Regions from separate parts of the Homo sapiens genome. Here region 2 is linked to region 1. Evidence: chromatin loops called from intact Hi-C (ENCODE). Cell type or tissue: Caco-2. All regions are shown on one strand. Region 1 overlaps GLG1 (golgi glycoprotein 1). Region 2 overlaps RFWD3 (ring finger and WD repeat domain 3).

What was found. Hi-C counts contacts between places; a loop is a spot of excess contacts. Peaks named below come from ENCODE experiments on the same cell type or tissue, not always from the same donor. Only the 100,000 strongest peaks of a DNase experiment are listed, where the experiment ranks them.
Region 2: a loop joins it to region 1, with 3 times the contacts of the local background. A loop is called at or near these places in 27 of 110 quality-filtered maps.

Annotation. Positions count from the first base shown.
Region 1 is chr16:74,468,325-74,470,824 of GRCh38, reverse strand. GLG1 (golgi glycoprotein 1) reads left to right here. Exons shown (of 26, transcript NM_001145667.2): 16 at 752-840; 17 at 1,762-1,879. Among named protein-coding and RNA genes, the nearest start is that of CLEC18B, 48 kb to the right of the region's middle. In Caco-2, no CTCF peak of the experiment used is centred here; a DNase peak (open chromatin) is centred at 1,523.
Region 2 is chr16:74,622,111-74,624,610 of GRCh38, reverse strand. It overlaps RFWD3 (ring finger and WD repeat domain 3), which reads left to right. Exons shown (of 13, transcript NM_018124.4): 13 at 540-2,500. The coding sequence ends at 683. Among named protein-coding and RNA genes, the nearest start is that of GLG1, 16 kb to the right of the region's middle. In Caco-2, a CTCF peak has its summit at 1,183 (motif pointing right); no DNase peak of the experiment used is centred here.

The sequences.
Region 1 (2,500 bases):
GATCGCCACTGCGCTCCAGCCTGGGCAACAGAGCAAGATTCCATCTCAACAGCAACAACAAAAAAATCATTTTTTCCAGCCGGGCATGGTGGCTCACGCCTGTAATTCCAGCACTTTGGGAGGCTGTGGCAGGCTGATCACCTGAGGTCAGGAACTCGAGACCAACCTGGCTAACATGGTGAAACCCTGTCTCTACAAAAAATACAAAATTAGCCTGGCGTGATGGCGGGTGCCTGTAATCCCAGCTACTCGGGAGACTGAGGCAGGAGAATCACTTGAACCCGGGAGGCAGAGGTTGCAGTGAGCCGAGATCGCACAACTGCACTCCAGCCTGGATGACAAGAGAGAGGCTCTGTCAAAAAAAAAAAAAAAAAAAAATTACAAATATATGTCCTATTTTTATTTAGGATGGATGGATGGAAGGAGGGAGGGAAGGAAGGAAGGAGGGAGGGAAGGAAGGAAGGAGGGAAGGAAGGAAGGAGGGAAGGAAAGAAGGAAAGGAAGGAAGGAGGGAGGGAGGGAAGGAAGGAAGGAAAGGAAGGAAGGAGGGAGGGAGGGAAGGAAGGAAGGAAGCCTGCCTGTTGTAGGGGGAGTACTGGAGAGATGAGCAGGTCGTGATGTCTCACGTGTGGGTCAAGCCATGCAGGGTCTTGTAAACAGGCTTGTGAGAGCTATATGAAAAAGTGCGCCCTACCACTACTGACCACAAGTTGCCACAAAACTTCTGACTTTCTTTCTCTTTACCTTTCAGGTGCAGATGAAGGATTTTCGGTTTTCTTACAAGTTTAAAATGGCCTGCAAGGAGGACGTGTTGAAGCTTTGCCCAAACATAAAAAAGAAGTATGTAGCTTGTAGTTGTTTCATTCCACTTTCCCGAAGTTCCTCTTAGCTCCGGAATGAGTATGCGAGATGTTAGGCAGCCCTCCTGCTGCCTCGTGGGGTTAGCCCTGGAGGCCTCCCGCATCTCTCCTTTGATTAGCGTGGCAAACACTCGGACTGTCTGGACAGAGCATCTGGCGATGGTAGTTCTCACATGGAGGTCCCATAGGCTAAAGGAGCATTTTTAATTTTTCCAGGTCAGGCCATCTAACTGACCAAGTAGGGCTGGATTGTGTACTTAGAGAAGCAGGGTGCAGTGTGAGTGAAAGAGGCGAACTGACCTCTTCCCTGCGTCGTCCCGTTATGTCATCTCATCTAAGATGCAGCAGTTTTTGTATTGGATTAGATATTTAGTGAAGAAACAGAATCTTTATTCATTTAAGAATTAAGTCTTTTTGAGGAAACTGATGAGCTTTTTCAGCGTGACTGTCCAAATTCTTCCATGTTGCTCTTTGAAAGGACCATTTCTAGAACACTTGCCCTCATACAAACCAAATTCCCAATTTGCTCAGGTTTCTCTACCTTTCAGGAGTGAGTTTCACAGTAGGTCAAAAGTACAGTCCTAGAGTTAAGAGCAGCATTCCTCTGTGGTCACATGTTTTTAACACAGATGTTGAACTGTCGTTGCACACATGTGCCCTGTGTGGCTTCCCCTTCTGTCAGGAATGTAGTCAGCATTCATGCTGCTGCCTGCCTTTCATGACACCCACAGTCAAATTGCAGCTTTTAGCACCCTGAAAAAAAATACAGTGAGCCTTACAGGAAAGACATTCCCCCAAAGGGCATCTTGAATTCTTAATGGTGTGACCCCCCCCAAGCCCAGCTCTCAGGCCATCTGCCCTTGTGTGGCCCCAGCCAGCCTCAAGCTTCTTTCGTCTGCAGGGTGGACGTGGTGATCTGCCTGAGCACGACCGTGCGCAATGACACTCTGCAGGAAGCCAAGGAGCACAGGGTGTCCCTGAAGTGCCGCAGGCAGCTCCGTGTGGAGGAGCTGGAGATGGTAATGCCTCCCAGCCTCTGCTCCCAGAAACCACAGTGGGCCAGGGCTTGGAAAGCTGGGGAGAGGCTAGGGCAAGGGGGAGGCATTTTATCCACTACTGTGATGGTTAAGACTTGAAGTCCTGTGCAAAAGTTTTAACATACGACCATTAGCTTCCTGTGTCATTCTTTTGATTTTGAATGATAAAACCTTTCTTCCCACATGTAACTGGAAGTCCAGCTGTAAGACAGGCTCTAACTAAGCATGTGATCCAATCACTGGATCAGTAATGTCCTCAGGGGCTGGGTGCTGTGGCTCATGCAGGTAATCCCAGCACTTTGGGAGGCCGAGGCAGGTGGATCGCTTGAGGTCAGGAGTTCAAAACCAGCCTGGCCAACGTGATGAAACCCTGCCTGTACTAAAAGAGACTTAGGCCAGCGAGGTGGCTCATGCCTGTAATTCCAGCACTTTGGGAGGCAAATGCGGTCAAATCACTTGAGGTCTGTAATTCAAGACCAGCCTGGCCAACATGGCGACACCCCATCTCTACTAAAAATACAAAATTTAGCCAGCTGTGGTGGCACATACCTGTAATCCCAGCTACTTGAGAGACTGAGGCAGGAGAATCACTTGAACCGGGAG
Region 2 (2,500 bases), 150 kb before region 1:
AGCCTGGCCAACATGGTGAAACCCATCTCTACCAAAAATACAAGAAAATTAGCCGGGCGTGGTGGTGGATGTCTGTAATCCCAGCTACTTGGGAGGCTGAGGCATGAGAATCGCTGGAACCCAGGAGGCAGATGTTGCAGTAAGCCAAGATCGTGCCACTGCACTGCAGCCTGGGTGACAAGAGTGAGACTCCGTCTCAAAGAAAAAAAAGGGTGAGTTCCATGAGGGCAAAGACAGGGACTTTATCTTATTGACCCTTCTGTCCCTAGAAGAGGCTGGCACATTGAATGAATGGAAGCTGGGCTTTATTTCAGGTCCACTTACAGGTAGACTAATTGCTGATTACAGTAGGTGAGGCTGTACCTGAACTATGTCAGGTGTGCTGACTTTGAACAACCTTGCAAAGGTTAGGGACAGCCTGCTTTGCTCTCCAGGTAGTGTTCTCTCTGCAGCCTTTCAGACTTGTTAGATGATGAAGAATGGAAGTCCCTTCGTGTACTGACTGACTCCTGACCCTTCCCTCTGCTTGTGTTCTTTAGCTGTGGGATGCTGCCAGTGGCTCGTTGCTCCAGGACCTACAGACCGATCAGCCTGTGTTGGACATCTGCCCATTTGAGGTGAACCGTAACAGCTACTTGGCTACCTTAACAGAGAAGATGGTCCACATCTATAAGTGGGAGTGACTGTGGTCTCGAAACCTTGAAGGCATGCTGCTGGTTAGATGTTGTTTGCTAGCGCCTAGCAGCCCCAAGCAAGATCCCTGTTTATTGTCTGCAGTCTAGAACATTGGGAATCATGGTTTGTTTGCATTAGTATGATTCTAGGACCCTAGGTCACTGAGACACTACAGATTGTGTATCTGTTATGTCCACTAAAAGAGTAATTGATGGGTACTTTATCTACATTATCCATTTCTTGGGTTTAAAGCCTTCATTAACCATTATTGTATGTTGGAAATTCTTATTTTCTTTATTTTCTGTGTGACTTTCTGGACCTTAGAGAGTGTCCTCTCATCATCTAGGATGTGAGTGGGCATCAAGCATTTTCTGGGGAATATGACATCCCATCTGAGTTGTCCTGTCACTTAAGTATCCTTGAAGGGACTAACCATCGTCTTGGTACTGATTTGATGCAACGTAGATGTAAAAGAGTATTATTCAGTTGAACACAAGAGGGCACTGTAGAACCTTGTGTCCGGTTTATTTCTGACCTTGAAGGCTGACAATCTTTTAGTAACTTGTCTCATCTCCACACAAGTGTGTGATAGCACACCTGGGTGTGCTTTGTGGCAATAACACTTGTGTTCCAGGTGTGAAGTGCTGGGACATTGGCAGGCCCAGTGATGGAAGCAGCTAGTGAACGATTCCCTTTGCTAATGCCTAGTGCATTAAGTTCATTGCTTTGCGAAAGGTAAGGAAAGAGGCCAGTTGTTTGAGCGGTGGGGAAGATTTTGTTTTTTCTAGCCAGCTTAGGATCTCAGGATTGGTTTTATCCAAGCTAGTGCTTTGAAGAACACTATCTCTTGCCAGGAAAAGATGAGTGATAGGTCAAAGCTTTTACTTGAGTCTCCCCTAGTGTCAGAGATCAGGAGAAAAGACATAAGAGAATTTACAAAAGCTATTCAGACTGCTATTGAAAACATGAGAAGAACTTGTCTCCCATTTTGAGAGTTCCTATCTAAATAAAGCCAATTCCTCAGACTGAGGGGCTGTTCTTAAGTGTTCTTTATACATTCCAGTTATCCAGTTAAAGCCTTCCCCATGTGAAGCTGATGTTTGATTCCAGTTTCCTTTGATTTGCCTCCCTAACCTTTTCTAGGGCTCAGTTTGTATTTCTTTGCCTTGCCTCAGACTACTTTGCCAACCCACTTCCACAACAGAATATGCTTCAAGATGTGGGCAGGTCAGTGTCCTGTTCATGGGAGAAAATGGCTTAACAGTCTGATTTTCTCAAATGATTATTGAAGAGTTGTTATCGTTTTTATTATAAAACACTTCTGACCTGTCAATTCAAGAGCTGTTTCTAGGATCTTTCTCTCCGGCAAGGGGTTGTTGCACTAGATTTCCCCAGAGTTCCAAGTTCTAGTTGTGCCTTTTAATGACCCTTTAATATTTTAGGACATAATTTTTTCCTTTTTTAAATTTTTTTGTAGAAATAGATGTTTCACTACGTTGTCCAGGCTGGTCTTGGACTCCTGGCCTCAAGCAATCCTCCCACCTCAGCCTCCTAAAGTGCCAAAATTATAGGCGTGAGCCACTGCACCCGGCCCCTATTTGAAGACGTCTTTTGTAAAAGCTAGCTTCTAGAACCTGAGAAAAGCTCTTTTCTCAGAGGAGATACTCCTTTTGATATGTTAATGATTAAGAGTGGTTGCCCAGGCCTAGTTTCAGTGGCAGAATAGGATTGGAATTAAAAAGCAGAACTCATCTGGCTTCAGCAGATTGCCACCAAGAGGATACAGGTGGTCAGGTCCTGGCTGGCTTTGTCTTTGGGCCTGGGC